Linked DNA regions of Mus musculus: region 1 is linked to region 2. A link is a loop called in an ENCODE intact Hi-C map of the cell type or tissue named here. Cell type or tissue: left cerebral cortex. All regions are shown on one strand. Each heading gives the region's core, and the rest is flanking DNA. Links, peaks and the distances in the headings are about the cores only.

Region 1 (9,375 bases), core at 404-8,403, 130 kb before region 2:
AACTTAGATTCTCTTAGGGTAAGTGATAATAAAATAATTGTGAAATGTATAATATTTTAATGAAGTATATTTGGACATACGTCCAATTGTCTAAAAAAATAAAAAGACTTTTGGAGACTTAGATATCAAAAACTGGGTGATGAGTATGAACATCATTGAGAAGAAGAAAATTGATAAAACATTAGAGATATATAAAGATAAAAATGGAATATGAGAATGAGTCATGTGGCCAAGCATTACTGAAAAGCTTTACTGAAGGCATTAGTATATGTAAAGGCCATAAGTGGAGCTTCCTTCCATTTAATGTTAGCGTTTTCAGTCTAAGAAAATTGGAGCAACTTCAGGCTGAGCTTAAAGAAGCACCATAGCATTATATGAATTTTAAATTGATTTTTTTTTATCTCATGATTGAACACAAACTCTTCAAGGAGAAATAGAAGAAGGTTAATGCATGTGAGAATTGAGCAAAGACCGCTTGCCCAGGATACTGGAAGGAGAGGGACAGGAAGAGATCTCTGTTTCCATAAGTGCTGAAGTAGAGCCTGTAGAATTTTCTGAAGGATCACACTTGATGTGAGAGTAAAGAACCTAGTCTTGGGACCCAGGCATCTGAAAAAAAGGAATTTCAGCTAAAATATACAGGTCATGCAGGATATTTCCCTGGACTTGTTTAGCCTGAGCTGATCACTTCGCTTGAGATGCCACTCAAGTTCACTGCTAGATAAACCTAGATGGCTATTGGGGGAGTGGGGGATCGCTGGCCTTTAGCTTTTTCTTCTAAGTGTATTCATTCATGTTTCAGTACTGACACCTCAGCTTCCTTCCTCTCACCTTTCCAATGTTAAAACTCAAACCATCCAAGGGTCATGGACCATAGTTCCATGCCTGTGCTCTCTTGAGGAAGGAAGATCTGTAATATCACTTATACTTACAATGCATGTTATCAAATCATTCCATCCTTATAATCTTTTCTTAAAGTTCCTTGCCAGGAATTTAATTGATATGATGTCCTTCAGAAACTGTTACTAGGATTATGTTGTACTTTAAAATTCATCCTGCTGGTACCTTGTCATCTTCTGGTTTTCAGTGAACACTTGAAAGTTCTACTTGAGATTTATGCATTGAATAATCTGTTATCTCTGCTACATTGATGAAAGGTCCTTTATAGTAAATGTGCTTTCTCCTGAAGATTGTCTATTATACAGTGTAAGTTTTATTTCCAACCTAGCACTATGATAAAGTCCCTCTGTACATTTTAGGTTATTCTAACAACTTTACCACAGTTCATTACATGATCAAGCCAAAGAGAACTATAAAGCCATAAACAACCTACATAGGTGAGGCATACAGTGACTGCAGAATGGAGGAGAGGAAGCACAGTGTATAAGCATTCCAACAGGGGCAGTGCTAGTAACAGAAGAATGATATTTCTTCAATACATATGGAGTTAATCTCAGCTATGCGAACATGACTTTGGCTCTGAAGCCTGATGAGAAGAAGGGGTCTCAAGCTCTTGTCCATAAAACAAACAGCCACAATGGCATAAGACCATTTTAAATATAGCAGAAACATCAGAAGAAACATAATTTGCCTATTATGTTGTTTGATCAGGCCATGGACTTTGCAACAAATTAAGATAGGACCTAGAGGCAAAGTCGTGGCAGATAAACAGTGTTCACTTATTCTTAATCCTAACATTAATGCACAGCACATATTGATGACCACATATCCTTTAGCAAAAGAAATGGAATGTTCTTGACTCTTATTCCTACCTAACATGATCTAGTCTTCTCTTTGCTGAGGTACTTTTCTCCTCCATCACCATGGTGCACTGGACAGATCACATGTTGCTCTCATTGTTCTTCTGGGTAAGATGAATAGTGAGGCTATAACCCAAGTGCTAATGTCCTGGGATTTCTGTCTGAAATACTTCAATGGTTTAGATAGTACATAGCTACTATTACCTGTTCTCTGACAATAGAAGAGAGAGGACAGGTGTGGTTGCCCTCTGTCCCCAGGCATAGCTGCTATGCAGACTTCAGCTTATTTTCTTAAATAGATAAAGCTGTAATAACATAATGCTTCCCCTACCTATGATCGCCTACATTCATGGAAAGGGAGTTAGATGAGATTCTCAAATCCACTCTGGAAAGTAAATTCCACAGTTTTTAGACTAAGTTCAGTTTTCTGTGCCCTCATCCCAGCCAAAGTTCTAGACACTCTCTTGATGAGTTCCTTCTCATCTCCATAGTGGGTTGCCTCAAAGTGCAGTTGGTTTCTGCTTTAGTTCTTTGTAAGAGATGAGGTAGCATGTAGGCACATGCCACTGACGTTCAAATTGCCCCCTATTTACCATGTTACATTTATAGAATAAACTTATCAAGCTACTTTATAAGTGTTAAGACATTATTTCATTTAAGCTTACTGTATTGGCTAGTTTTGTGTCAACTTGACACAGCTGGAGTTATCACAGAGAAAGGATCTTCAGTTGAGGAAATGCCTCCATGAGATCCAACTGTAAGGCATTTTCTCAATTAGTGATCAAGGGGAAAAGGCCCCTTATGGGTGTAACCATCTCTGGGCTGGTAGTCTTGGGTTCTATAAGAGAGCAGGCTGAGCAAGCCAGGTGAGGCAAGCCAGTACAGAACATCCCTCCATGGCCTCTGCATCTTTAACCCCAGCAATTGGGAGGCAGAGACAGGCAGATTTCTGAGTTCAAGACCAGCCTAGTCTACAAAGTGAGTTTCAGGACTGCCAGGGCTATACAGAGAAACCCTGTCTCCCAGATATAGCTCTCTCTTGTGAGAATATGCCGGGGCCTAGCAAACACAGAAGTGGATGATCACAGTCAGCTATTGGATGGGTCACACGGCCCCTTATGGAGGAGCTAGAGAAATTACCCAAGGAGCTAAAGGGAACTGTAACCCTATAGGTGGAACAACAATATGAACTAACCAGTACCCGGGAGCTCTTGTCTTTAGCTGCATATGTATCAAAAGATGGCCTAGTCAGTCATCACTACAAAGAGAGGCCCATTGGACTTGCAAACTTTATATGCCCCAGTACAGGGGAACACCAGGGCCAAAAAGGGGCAGTGGGTGGGTAGAGGATTGCGGGGGTGGGTTTGGGGGACCTTTGGGATAGCATTGAAAATGTAAACGAGGAAAATACCTAATTAAAAAAAAATTGTCAAAAAAAAAAAAGAGGAACAGTGAGCTGGATGTAAAGTGAATGAATAAAAAGAAAAAAGAAAAACAAAACAAAACAAAAACAAAACAAAACAAAACAAAAGCTAGAACGTACTGGTAAAGTTGTGAAGCAAGAATACTCCTCCATTGCTGTTGGGAGTGCAAACTTGTAAAAGTACTTTAGAAAACCTTTATTTTTTTTTTATTTTTTTATTTTTTTGGTTTCATAGAAAACTGCAGATAATTCTACCTTAAGACCCACTCCTGGGCATATATGAAAAAGATGCTCCAACATCTTACAAACATACTTTTTTCAATTATGTTCATATCAGCTTTATTTGTAACAGTCAGAAACTGGAAACAACCTAGATGTCCCTCACCTAATGAATGGATTAAAAAATATGGTACATCTACACAATGGAATACTATTCAGCTATTATAACCAAGATGTAGGTTTTTGGTTTTGTTTTTGTTTTTATCGCCTGAAGATTTGGGTTATATTTACCTTCACAAGACTCTCATGAAACACAGAGCCATGATATGTTAACAAACATCTGAAGGCATAACCAATAAAAAAAAGTTAGATATTATTTCATTGCAGTATCCTGCAAAGGAGAAAAGTAAAACTGTCCAAAGACAGAGTCAAAAAGTTAAGCAAGAAATTGTCTCTTCATTTCAGAAAGTGGGCAAAGGCAAGTGAATAATTCTGTGGATGTACCTTAGGTTTATGTGCTTTGTTTTGGTGCTAATATCAATCATATTTATGTTTCTTCTACTTGTACTTTGAACATCTGTAGTGCAGTTTTTACATTCTGGAGTTATGGATTTGACTCTACAAAAATTATGTGCTATGAAACTTAGCACAGAGTTATTTTTACAACATACTGTATTAAAAACTCACAGAAAGGGGAGACTTAAGATATTGTATAAATGAAGTTATTTACTCAAATGATGGGATTGTTTTTCCAAACTATCTAAACAGGCCCATATCATACAAGGAAATAGAAGAAGTCATTAAAAACCTCACAAGCAAAAACAAACAAACAAAACAAACAAACAACCAAAAATCAACAAGCAAAAAATAGCAACACAGGGCTAGGTGGATTTAGTGCAGAATTTTACCAGACATTCACAGAAGACCTGATACCAATTTTCCTCAAACTATTCCACAAAATAGAAAGAGAAGGAACACTACCAAACTCATTCTATGAAGCCACAATTACTCTGATACCAAAACCACACACAGACCCAATCAAAAAAGAGAACTTCAGACCAATCTTGCTTATGAATATCGATGCAAAAATACTCAATAAAATTCTTGCAAACCAAATCCCAGAACACATCAAAACCATCATTTACCACGGTCAAATAGGCTTCATGCAATGTTGGTTTAATATATGAAAATCCATTAATGTAATCCACTATATAAACAAGCAGAAAGAAAAAAATCACACGATCACGTCCTTAGATGCAGAAAAAGCATTTGACAAAATATAACACCCCTTCATGTTAAAACTATTGGAGAGATCAGGAGATCAAGGCCCATACATAAACATAATAAAAGGAATTAACTGCAAACCAACAGCCAAGATCAAATTAAATGGTGCCATACTTGAGGCAATCCCACTGAAATCGGGGACAAGACAAGGATACACACTTTCCCCATATCTATTCAATATGGTATTCAAAGTGTTAGCTAGAACAATAAAACAAAAAGAGATGAAGAGGACAAAAATTGGTAAAGAAGAAATAAAGGTATCACTATTTGCAAATGGTATGATAGTATACATAAGCAACCCCAAAAATTCTACCAGAGAACTTCTCCAGCTTATAAACAATTTCAGCAAAGTGACCAGATATAAAATTAACTCAGATAAATCAGCATCCTTCCTGTATATTTTTCATTCTTAATCCATTCAGCATACCCATATTATTTGTTAAAAGGATCAAGACAATGGACATTTAATATTTTATTAAAAGATAAGTGTTGACGTTGTTTGACTATTGTTTTTCTGTTTTGTATGCATGACCCTAGTTAGTATCTCAGTAACTATAATATAATTTTCATTGAAATTTTTTTGCTGTGTTTATCCCTCTCCTCATTTTGAAGTGTTGCTTCCAGTATTCTCTGTAGGTTTGGTTTGGTGGACATGAATTCTTTAATCTACTTATATCATGTCCATGTGTCTCAGCCTTGGATCATCTTTTTTCTTAAATTTACTCTCTTATATATTACATCTACATCAAGTTTTCCCTTCTTTCCTCTCCTCTTAGTACCTCCCCCTCCCTCATCTCATTATATATCTTCTTTCATTCTCAGCAGAAAACGCCAGGACTCCTAGGATATCGACCAAACATGGCATAAAAAATTAGACTCCCCTCTCATACTATGGTCAGATAATGCAACAGAGTAGGTGGAATAGTGTCTCTAATCCATGAAAAAAACATCAGAAATATTACCCAGTCAATTTGATAGGAGCTTCACAAAAACAGTAATTTATGCTATTATAACATACATACAGAGGGCATTTATTGGACCTATGCATGCTCCTCCAGTCAGTTCAGACTCTGTGAGCTTTTATGAACGGAAGTTCCTTGGTTCTGTGGGTTTTCTGTGGTGTCCAAGACACTTATGGATCTTTCAATGACTCCCCCCCAACTCATCAAAATTCCCTGAGCTCTGCCTAATGGTTGGCTGTGGGTTTCTGCATGTTTCCATCAGTTGCTGGAAGAAGGAATTCTGATGACAACTGTGTACTCATCAGTCATATTTCCCTTTCTTGGTCTGGATTAATTAATTCTGGAATAGTTTTTAACTTTCCATCCCTTTGATTTCAAATTTCATAATAACATTTTCTTTAAGAGCTGACTAACACTTCACTGTATAACTACCATATTTCCTCAATCCATTCTTTGGTTGAGGGACATCTAGATCCTTTACAGTTTCTTGTTATTATGACTGAATCTGCTATCAATAAAGTTGGGCAAATGTCTTTGTGGTAGGATAAAATATCCATTGAGTGCATGGTCAGGAGTGGTGTAGCTGTATCTTGAGGTAGATTGAGTCCCAATTTTATGGGGAACTTTGATACTGATTTCCAATGTGGCTGTACAAGTTTGAACTTCCACCAGAAACTGAGGAATATTCCCTTTGCTCTACATCCTAACCAACATAATTAATTTGTTTGTTTGTTTGTTTGTTTGTTTATTTATTTAATGTATATGAGTATACTTTCTCTGTCTTTAGACACAACAGAAGAGGGCATTTGATCCCATTTCAGATTGTTGTGAGCTATCATCCAGTAGCTGGGAATTTAACTCATGAGCTTTAGAAGAGTAGTCAGTGCTCTTAACCACTGAACCATCTCTCTAGCCTGCCAGCATGAGTTTTTATTTTAGCCATTCTGGCATGTGTAAGACAGAATCTCAGTGTCAATTTGATTTGCATTTCCATGATGGCTAAGAATATTGACCATTTATTTAAGTGTTTCTTGGCCATTTGAAATTCCTCTCCTGAGAACTCTCTGAACCTGTACTCTGTTTAATTGGATCATTTGGTTTTTTGATGTCAGGAAGAAGGTAAGACTGTTTACTATCTCTGTATCTATTCAATACAGTACTTGACGGTTCAGTTGAAGCAATAAGATACTAAAGGAGGCCAAGGATATACAAATTAGGAAGAAGACATCAAAATATTGATATTTGCTGATGATATGATATATATATACACAACTCCAAAAAATTCTCAGGGAACTCCTTCATTTGATAACCATCTTCAGCAAAGTATCTGGATACAAGAATAAATCAAAAGTCAGCAGCCATCCTATATATAAATAACAAGTTAGTTGAGAGAGAAATAAGAGAAAGAACACCATGCCCAATACCCATAGATATTAAAAAATGTCTTGCAGTAACTCTAACCACACAATTGAAAGACCTGTATCACAGCAACAATGTTTCTGAAGAAAGAAGTTGAAGAAGATATCAGAAGATAGAAAGATCTACCATGCTCATGGATTAGTATATTTAAGGTAATAAAAATGACCATCTTACCAAAAGCAATCTACATGCTAAACAAAATTGTGATTAGTACTCCAAGACAAGTCTTTATGGATTTTGAAAGTACAATACTCAGCCTCACATGGAAAACAAAACACATTATAGTGAAAAATGATTGCATACAATAAACAAACATCATGATGTATCAACATCCACAGTTTTTTTTTCAAGACAGGGTTTCTCTGTATAGCCCTGGATGTCCTAGAACTCACTTTGTAGACCAGGCTGGCCTTGAACTCAAAAATCCTCCTGTCTCTGTCTCTCTGCCTCCCAAGTGCTGGGATTAAAAGTATGGGCAACCACCACCCGGCAACAACCACAATTTCAAGCTCTACTGCAGAGCTTTAGTAATAAAAAGTGCAGGGTATTGACATAAAAATGGTGATGTCCATTAGTAGAATCAAATTAATGTCCTAGACATAAGTCTACTCACCTATGGACACCTGTATTTTCATAAAGAAGCCAAAATTATACAATGGGGAAAAAAAAAAACTTCAGCAAATGGTGCTCATCTAACTGAATGTCTGAATGCAGAATACTGCCAATAGACCCACATCTATCACCCTGCATAAAACTCAAGTCCAGTTGGATCAAAGGCCTCAACATAAAACAATGCATATTGCACCTGATGGGAGAGAAAGTGGCAAATAGCCTGAAATGCATTGGAACAGTATATAACTTGTTTTATTTTGTTTTGTTTTGTTTCCCAGCCAGGGTTTCTCTGTATAGCCCTGGCTGTCCTGGAACTCTCTTTGTAGACCAGGCTGGCCTCGAACTCAGAAATTCACCTGCCTCTGCCTTCCAAGTGCTGGGATTAAAGGCATGCGCCACCATGCCCAGCTTAGTATATAACTTCTTAAATAGAGCACCAGTGCACTGGCATTAAGATCAACAGTGGGATCCATATTCAGATTAGGATAATAAATTAAACTTAACAAAACTGAAAATTTTCTATAAGACAAAAATCATCAGCAATAGGACAAGATGGAGCCTACAGAATAGAAAAATATTTTCTCCAATTCTGTATAGGTCCAGTTTCTAAAATATATAAAGAAATCAAGAAAATTGGATCTTCTTTTAATATTTGCTCAATGGTCCACTTCCAATATGCTCTCTAAACTTCTATGTTTCCAAGTTCTAACTTTCTAAAAGATTCTTACTTCTGTAGCCATTCTAGACATTTTTCTCTATTATCTATCATTCTGTAAGATAGTATGTTACATATATATATATATATATATATATATATATATATATATATATATATATATTTACTACTGTCATTTTCCTAGTAGAGTCTAACTTACACACAAGAAGCTAGGCAGTCTATTTTACTCACAAATGATACACATGTTCTTATAGTAGCTTCTAGCTCATTGTAAATATCCTGTAACTCTAACTTACACACGGGCAGGTATGCAGTCTCTTTTATCCACCAATGATACATATGCTTTTACAGCAACTTCTGGCTCATAGCAAGTATCCTGTAATTATTTGCATCATGTATGAATTACTCAGTGTGACATCACCCAGGTCACTAAAATACATTGTTAATTGATGAATATGTGGCATTTGTCAAAAACTCAGCCTTGTGAAAAGAAAGCGTTTTTCATGTGTGGTGGAAACTGAAGAAGTGCAGGAGAAGAAAAAACAAACAAACAAACAAAACAAAAAACCTCTCCTGTCAGTCTGGTCTCCCCAGTACCCCATGACATAACGTGAGAAAGCTCATAGGAGAGATCAAGGCATCTGAGAACAGTAATGTTGAAGCCATTACTGCAGTCTAACTATCTGAATTTAAACCACAGCTCTAGTCATTGTTGCTAAGGGATTTTGAAGTTCTTTGTGTCTTTGTTTGCCTATAATGCAGTGTAAGACAAGTACTTACCTGGACTATATTTTCACATGAGTCAGAGTTGGTGCCTGTCACATAGTATTTATGAAATAGCAAATCTATTAGTCACCTTCTTGAGCCATATATGATTTGACTCACATTAGAGTATCTGAATAGACTTACAGGGATAGGTATCAATTTAAAGGTGGATATATATCTAGACATAGATGTGGATATGAACCTGGATGTGGACCAGCTATGTAAACATAGATGTTGATGTAATTATAAATTCTG
Region 2 (9,375 bases), core at 692-8,691:
AGATGACTGTGAGCATCCACTTCTGTATTTGCCAGACACTGGCATAGCCTCACAGGAGACAGCTATATCTGGATCCTTTCAGCAAAATCTTGATGTCATGTACAGTAGTGTCTGCTTTTGGTGTCTGATGATGGACCTCTGTGTGGAGCAGTCTTTGAATGGACCATACTTTCGTCTTAGCTCCAAACTTTGTCTCTGTAACTCTTTCTATGGGTATTTTATTCCCTATTCTAGGGAGGAATGAAGTATCCATGAGTTGGTCTTCCTTTTTCTTGATTTTCTTGTATTTTTAAATTGTATCTTGGGAATTCTAGGTTTCTGGGCTAATATCCACTTATCAGTGAGTGCATATCAAGTGACTTCTTTTGTGATTGGGTTACATCACTCAGGATGATATCCTCCAGATACATCCATTTTTCTAAGAATTTCATAAATTCATTGTTTTTAATAGCTGAGAACTTTCTAAAAATGGAAGCAAAAACAATGAAGAAAACCCAAAGGGAGAGAACTCTGGAGATAGAAACCCTAGGAAAGAAATCAGGAACCATAGATGTGAGCATCAGCAACAGAATACAAGAGATTGAAGATAGAATCTCAGATGCAGAAGATTCCATAGAAAACATGGACACAACAATCCAAGAAAATACAAAATGCAAAAAGTTCCTAACTCAAAACATCCAGGGATTCCAGGACATAATGGAAGAGCAAATCTGGAGTAGATGAGAAAGAAGATTTTTCAACTTAAAGGGCCAGCAGATATCTTCAACAAAATTATAAAAGAAAGCTTCCCATACCTAAAGAAAGGGATGTTCATGAACATACAAGAAGCCTACAGAACTCCAAATAGACTGGAGCAGAAAAGAAATTCCTCCCGACACATAATAATCAGAACAACAAATGCACTAAATAAAGACAGAATACTCAAAGCAGTAAGGGAAAAAGTCAAGTAACATATAAAGGCAGGCCTATTAGATTTTATCCTAAAACAAAAGGATATACCTTCTTCTCAGCACCTCATGGTACCTCCTACAAAACTGACCATATAATTGGTCACAAAACAGGCCTCAACAGATACAAATTATTGAAATTATCCCATGCATCCTATCAGATCACCACGGACTAAGGCTAATCTTCAATAACAGCATAAATGTTAGAAAGCCAACATTCATGTGGAAACTGAACAACACTCTACCGAATGATATCTTGGTCAAGGAAGAAATAAAAAAAGAAATGAAAGACATTTTAGAGTTTAATGAAAATGAAGCCACAACATACCCAAACTTATGAGACACAATGAAAGCAGTCCTAAGAGGAAAACACGTAGCCCTGAGTGCCTCCAAAAAGAAAGTACTCAGCAAGAGCTCTATTGCTTACATCTTTAGGAGCCAGAGCGCAAGAGAGCAAGAGGGCAAGTGAGCTAGAGCAAGAGCCAGAGCAAGAGAGAGAATGGCGAAACTCCTTCCCCTTTAAGGAGAATTATCCTCCGCCTAGGACGTGTCACTCCCTGATTGGCTGCAGCCCATCGGCCGAGTTGTTGTCACGGGGAAGGCAGAGCACATGGAGTGGAGAACTACCCTTGGCACATGCGCAGATTATTTGTTTACCACTTAGAACACAGGATGTCAGCGCCATCTTGCGCGAATGTGAGGGCGGCTTCCCACAGTTCCTTTGTCCCTGTTCCTGCTGGCACAAGACCCTCCTTGATTCTTTGGAGTTGATGTTGCGATCCACTCGCCTGTGATCCCGAGGTGATCCGGAGGTCCTGAGGAATGGAGAGTACTCTGGGGTCCTTGGCAGCCTTCGACGGGTTCATGTGAAGATCACAAATACATTTCAATTCTGTACTTGGTTAGTGAATAATATTACAACATTGGACAAAGGCTCATGGCCAATTCCTACCGTGATCCAAAAAAGTTGTCAAAGTTTTGTCACTTCTATAATTCAGTTGAGGTTCATATGCTTCTTACACAGAAGCATCATTTTCAACTAGAAATACTTCACTGTAGTCCTTCCAGTTATCTCTAAATTTGTTTGCATCCTCAAACGTATGCACAGCCTTCTAGCCAATAAGTGTAAAGTGGTATCTTAAAATTCTCATTGTCTGTCTTCTACTTTACTGGCATGACTTATTGTATGACAATGAAAGCGAGATATCAAGAGGCTAAGTTGGCAAATGATGAAAATAAGTATATTCAAATTAAATGAAAGTGGAATTTTCATTTTCCGTTAACAGGGTCTTGCTATGTACTACTGGCTGGCCTCAAACTCAGGGAGATGCACCTGACTCTGTCTGATTGATGAGATTAAAGGCATGTGCCACCATACCTGGCTTGAGTTCCATTCTTATTCTGCTTGGGTTCACCTGCATAAGGTAGCATTGCCCAAATTGAGCTAGATCTTCCTAAGTTTCCAATGGAAAGAGTAAACCACAGATATACCCATAGGGCAGCATTGAGCAGAAAATTTCTCAACTGAGGTTCCTGTTCTCAGGTACCCTGGTATCGTGTTCACAGCCAAGATTAGCTCTTCCACCCCCTAAAACACCAAAGCAAACATTTCTTACACCTGGATTAGATAGGAGAGAATTTGGTCTTGACGATTAGCTTTCTTGCTCTTTTTCCCAGCACATATCTAAAGTTAGTGAGGACCCTTATACGTCTTTCTCCCTAGTTCCTATCTGAACACAGTAAGAATTGAAATATCTTCTTTCTAACAAAATAGAAACTGACATCCTTGTTTCAACTAGTTCTCCATGTCTCAAGAAGCAATCTACTCAGTTTCCTTCAGAGTATACTGATGTACACATTCATGCTCCATTAAGAATATAAGATCATATGCCCCAGTACAAGGGAATGCCAGGGCCAGAAAGCAGGAGTGGATGGATTGGGGAGCAGGGCAGAGGGAGGGTGTAGGGGAATTTCAGGATAGCATTTGAAATGTAAATAAAGAAAATATCTAATTAAAAAAAAAAGAAGAAAAAGGAATATACTTATTAAAATGTTCCCATTTTAAAGAAGTCAAAAGCTGACTCCTGAGAGGCTCTGCCAGAGGCTGACCAGTACAGATGTTGATGCAGTCAACTATTGGACTGAGCATGGGAAACCCCATGGAGGAGTTAGGAGAAGGACTGAAGGAGCTGAAGGGGATTGCAACCCCATAGGCAAAAAACAATATCAACAAATCAGACCACCAGAGGTCCCAGGGACTAAACCATCAATCAAAGAATGAAACCCATGGTTCCAGCTGCATATGTAGCAGAGGAAGGCCTTATCTAGCATCAGTGGGTGGGAACCCTTGGTTCTGTGAAAGCTTGATGCCCCAGTGTAGGGTAATGCTAGGGCAGTGAGGCAGAAGTGAATAGGTGTGTGGGAGGGGGAGCACCCTCACAGAAACAGGGGTGGGAGATGGGATAGAGGGTTTGAGGAGGAGAAACCAGGAAAGGGGATAACATTTGAAATGTAAATAAATAAAATATCCAACAACAAAAAAAAAAAAGGTTCCCATTTCCTCTCTGAAAAAAAAAATCAGGATGATATGATTGAAACATCTGGCAAAGGCAACTTAAAAGATCACGGATTTATTGAGTTTACAACTCCAAATTATAATTTATCATTGTAGCGATATTAGGGTGGCAAGATTTTGAAGCATGGAGTCATTATATATCCATTGATAAGAGTAGGGAGCAAAGAGTTTATGCATATATGCTATAATTCATCTAACCCTATCCATTTTATTGTTCAAGATGCCCTACCTAGAACATAATTTTGTCCAAAATTAACATGAGTTTTCTCAAACCAATTAACTAAAGACATCCCACTCAGATGGTTTAAAAGGCCTTCTAAACCTTATCAAACTTACATATGTTCCTAGTGGCCTGTTTCTTGTATGCCTGGTTGAGAATTAATACTATTTGTAACATATACTAAGTTACATGTTTGTGTATGCAAAAAAGGCCTTTAAGTCTCACTTTGACTACATTTATCAGGATATTAGTAAAAGACATTCAAAGGATCATGAGAAAAAACATCTTGTTTACTCCAGCACTGAGCTGTTCTCACAAATATGGCCTTAACTGTGAAGTTTTATGTGGCACTGGAAAATGATATATAGACTTGGGTGTATGGGAAACACTCTTTTTTGGGGATTCTAACTGGGGAGTTACTAAGTCAAGATATCTTGAAACCACAGGAATCCAAGACAGGTTTAAGAGAAAGAGAAAGGATTACTTAAAGTATAAATATCTGAGTTTCTCTGCAAATAACTGTTAAAAACAACTCTTCCATTGCAGCTTCTTGTAATACTGTGAATCTATTTCAAAATAACCTGTATTGTTCCTGTTTCTCCATAACACTGACATATCCTGTTTGCAGAAAAAGCCACAGTACATCTTTTCTCTTCAGCCAGAAGCTACGACCTCACGAGAAAGTAGAAAAGACTCCTTAACCCTGACCATGCATCACCTGGACTTCCGGCCACATACTCTCCACAGAACCCTGCTCATGACTCTACTCCTGGGACTTACAGGTGAGCATGTTACAACAATAGCATCATCTTCCTGCTTCTGGACTATCTTCTGCTATTGAAACTACAGAAATAAGGGTAACCACCTGAACTGCCACCAGGAGAGAAATCCAGCATGTTGTCTCGGGTCTTTACCTGAATCCTGAGCACTGCTCAGCATGTTGATAAGTTGCAGCATTTAGCTAGAACATCCTATTAAAAAATGCTTCAAAAAGCATGATTTCTAATACTTCACCTAATAAAAGTTGGTTCACAGAATCTCACTTAAATTACTGTATCTCTTAGGCCCATCAGAGCCAGGAGTCACTGCCAATGAAGCTGACGGGGCTACCTGTCACTAAGCTCAGTACTCTCTGCTCATTTCCTGAAACACTGAGGCTGACATGCAGACCACTGACAGGATTCTAGGTGAAGCATGTTAGGCAATACTCAGCCACTATACTGTCTTGCGTAGGTTTCTCATTTTGTCTTCAGGCCTGCAGTTCCTCCCTCAACTGATCTCAGTCTTCTCACATGGTTATTGCTTCCATGACAAGCATGTACTAATATTTTTCTCATCTAACGCTGTATTTTACTGCTGTGGTTGCTGTAACAAGTACCACAGTGTGGTGGTCAAAAGAGTAGACATTCATTTCCTCAAAATTCTGAAAACTGGAATCTCAGAGTCAAGGTGCCCACAGAGATATTTTTTCCAAGATGCTTCTACTTTATAAATTAAACCTTCTCTTTCTGTCTTTATGTATTATCTTACCTCATTCTTTCTCTGTGGATATTTTCTACTTCCTGAAATAAAACCAATCACATTGGGTTAATACTCACCCAAATGACTTCTATTGATTTTAACTCCTTAAATACTCTCCACCATATATAGTCACTATATGGCACATGAGATTATGGCATTGATATGTAGAGTATAAGCAATGTATCCATAACAGGTCCCCACATGTCCCTGGTCTTCTCAATCTTCTCCAGTGAACTTTCCTTCCTTCTACTTGTAGCAAACAGGATTAGTGACACACTGAGTGTTCCCTGCTCACGGTTCACCTAAGAATATTTGTTAGCTGTTCATTTTTCGGTGGTGAGGAAGACTCTATTACTGATTCCGTGGCTTTAGGTCTGGGCATAGCAACCTTCAGGTTCCACTTTGGCTCATGTGTTATATTGTCTAACAAGATAAAAGTTTAATTTTTAAATGTCCTCATTACACTCTCTCTGCACCTGGGAGTAGCGGTAAGAGAATAGTCCTGCTGATTCTTTTAACACTTCCTGAAGCTTTCTGTATTTCAAATTTTCTAAAATTAATATATAATTACTTCATTTCTCTGCTGTCTCTTTTTCAAGTCCATAGCCCTTGTTTATTTCTTTCTTTAAGTGCTTTACACACACACACACACACACACACACACACCCATACACACACTTACTCATATATATCTATATGTTCCTAAGTATATAAATACAACTTGTTTTGTCTAAATGTTACCAGCCTACATGGCCAGAAGGATGAAGGGCATATCTCAGTGATGTATGGCCCTGCTGTATTCTTTTTATTCATGTTCCAGCCACTCTTTGCTTTACTGCTGTCTTCCTACCTCATGGTTTTCTGATGGATTCCCCCAAATCTCAGTGCAAAAGAACTGTTAGTGAATTAAAATTCTAAACTGTAATATGTAGGACAACTTCTGATCTTATTGATTGATTTACATTAGAAATTTGCTTCTGTACTTGGAAGTGGTTTTACACAAATGTTATGCTTTGAGTTTCAAACATATCCAAAAGTCCATGTACTAAAAATCCTTTCAACAGATTATGGCACTATTTTGAAAGTTGGTTCAGTTTTTGGATGTGAAGGACTAGTGGGGTAGGTCACAGAAACATGTCTTTGAAGGATGTAGCCCACATCCATTCTTGCCACTCAGTGTTTCCTGCCATCACGAGATGAACAACATTGTTCCATCACAGACCATCATCATGATGAGCTTCTGCCCAAAGTGAGACAAATGGAACAGTCAACCCTCAGAATCTTTTTCTGTCTGAAACAATTAGCTAGACGAAGTATTTCTTCATTTAAACTGCTGATCCCAGTTGCTTTTCAAATCAATAAAAAGATAAATGGCAAGCTATAATTATATTTAGATCAACATTTGTTTCTATAGCTAAACTCAACTTCATAAACTGTAACCAGATCCATATTTTTATGCAGATCATTTAGTGTCAGTTGAGGCCTCCATGACTCAGTAAATTAATGGAGAAATTACTTTACTTTTCAAAGTCATAAAAATTCACCATGTCCCAGATTCTGTGAGAAGCAATCCATACTTCTACATCATATGGGCCAACATATCAGTTTCATGATCTTGTCACACTGACACTGACACACAAAGGGATCAAAAGTACAAACAACAGTTATTGCAACATCTAGAACTTTGGACTGTTCTCAGGCTTTCTGACTGAGGTCTTAGTAAATAACTTCACAGAAACTCTGTTTGGTCCTGTGAGCTTTAGCATAATGAAGTAAGGACTGGGTCTATAGTTTTTATTTCCTAGACTCTTCATTCTTACATGCAAACAGTTTTTCTTGAAAATGTCCTTCACTTGGCTTCTATTCTCCATAGATTACCAATTTAAAATGAGTTCCAGTGACTTAGAAAGATGTCAAACTGAATGAATAGTACATAGGGAAGATGTTTGTTGTCTACTCACTAGGAGTTAGAGGCTGTTCTGGGAACGTGTGTGGCAATGGAGAAAAGAATTGGAGGCATAGTCACTCATGTAGATCTTAGATTCTCTTAGGGTAAGTGATAATAAAAAATGGTGAAATGTATAATATTTTAATGAAGTATATTTGGACAAATGTCCAATTGTCTAAAAAAAATAAAAAGACTTTTGGAGACTTAGATATCAAAAACTGGGTGATGAGTATGAACATCATTGAGAAGAAGAAAATTGATAAAATATTAGAGATATATAAAGATAGAAATGGAATATGAGAATGAGTCATGTGGCCAAGCATTACCAAAAAGCTTTACTGAAGGCATTAGCATATGTAAAGGCCATAAGTAGAGCTTCCTGCCATTGAATGTTAGCGCTTTCAGTCTAAGTAAATTGGAGCAACTTCAGGCTGAGCATAAAGAAGCACCACAGTATATATGAATTTTAAATTGATTTTTTTATGTCATGATTGAACACAAACTCTTCAAGGAGAAATAGAAGGAGGTTAATGCATGTGAGAATTGAGCAAGGACCGCTTGCCCAGGATACTGGAAGGAGAGGGACAGGAAGAGATCTCTGTTTCCTTAAGTGCTGAAGTGGAGCCTGTAGAATTTTCTGAAGGATCACACTTGATGTGAGAGTAAAGACCCTAGTCTTGGGACCCAGGCATCTGAAAAAAAGGAATTTCAGCTAAAATATACAGGTCATGCAGGACATTTCCCTGGACTTGTTTAGCCTGAGATGATAATTTCGCTCGAGAAGCCACTCAAGTTCACTGCTAAATAAACCTAGATGGCTATTGGGGAAGCTGGGAAGGGCTGGACTTTAGCTTTTTCTTCTAAGTGTATTCATTCATGTTTCGGTACTGACACCTCAGCTTCCTTCCTCCCACCTTTCCAATATGTTAAAACTCAAACCATCCAAGGGTCATGGACCATAGTTCCATGCCTGTGCTCTCTTGAGGAAGGAAGATCTGTAATATCACTTATACTTCCAATGTATGCTATCAAATCATTCACTCCTTATAATCTTTTCTTAAAGTTCCTTGCCAGGAATTTAACTGATATGATGTCCTTCAGGAACTGTTGCTAGAATTATGTTGTACTTTAAAAGGCATCCTGCTGGTACCTTGTCAACTTCTGGTTTTCAGTGAACACTTGAAAGTTCTACTTGAGATTTATGCATCGAATAATCTGTTATCTCTGCTACATTGATGAAAGGTCCTTTATAGTAAATGTGCTTTCTCCTGAAGATTGTGTATTATACAGTGTAAGTTTTATTTCCAACCTAGCACTGTGATAAAGTCCCTCTTTACATTTTAGATTATTCTAATAACTTTACCAAAGTTCATTACATGATCAAGCCAAAGAGAACTATAAAGCCATAAACAACCTACATAGGTGAGGCATACTGTGACTGCAGAATGGAGGGGAGGAAGCACAGTGTATAAGCATTCCAACAGGGGCAGTGCTAGTAACAATAGAATGGTATTTCTTCAATACATACGGAGTTAATCTCAGCTATGCGAACATGACTTTGGCTCTGAAGCCTGATGAGAAGAAGGGGTCTGAAGTTCTTGTTCATAAAACAAACAGCCACAATGGCATGAGGCCATTCTCAATATAGACAGAAACATCAGAAGAAACATAATTTGCCTATTAAGTTGTTTAATCAGGCCATGGACTTTGTAACAAATTAAGATAGGACCTAGAGGCAAAGTCGTGACAGATAAACAGTGTTCACTTATTCTTAATCCTATCATTAATGCCCAGCACATATTGATAACCACATATCCTTTAGCAAAAGAAATGCAATGTTCTTGACTCTTATTCCTACCTAACATGATCTAGTCTTCTCTTTGCTGAAGTACATTTCCCCTACATCATCATGGTGCACTGGACAGGTCACATGTTGCTCTCATTGTTCTTCTGGGTAAGATGAATAGTGAGGCTATAACCCAAGTGCTAATGTCCTGGGATTTCTGTCTGAAATACTTCAATGGTTTAGATAGTACATAGCTACTATTACCTGCTCTCTGACAATAGAAGAGAGAGGACAGGTGTGGTTGGCCTCTGCCCCAAGGCATAGCTGCTATGCAGACTTCAGCTGATTTTCTTAAATAGAAAAAGCCTGTAATAACAT

Evidence for each region. Hi-C counts contacts between places; a loop is a spot of excess contacts. Peaks named below come from ENCODE experiments on the same cell type or tissue, not always from the same donor. Only the 100,000 strongest peaks of a DNase experiment are listed, where the experiment ranks them.
Region 1: it touches region 2 in a loop (3-fold over the local background); 11 of 42 quality-filtered maps call a loop at or near these places.

What each region holds. Positions count from the first base shown.
Region 1 is chr3:15,452,145-15,461,519 of GRCm38, reverse strand. No RefSeq gene overlaps it. Among named protein-coding and RNA genes, the nearest start is that of Sirpb1a, 30 kb to the right of the region's middle. In left cerebral cortex, for the core only: no CTCF peak of the experiment used is centred there; no DNase peak of the experiment used is centred there.
Region 2 is chr3:15,327,299-15,336,673 of GRCm38, reverse strand. Gm9733 (predicted gene 9733) reads left to right here and starts at 4,372. Exons shown (of 3, transcript NM_001076679.2): 1 at 4,372-4,524. The coding sequence starts at 4,452. In left cerebral cortex, for the core only: no CTCF peak of the experiment used is centred there; no DNase peak of the experiment used is centred there.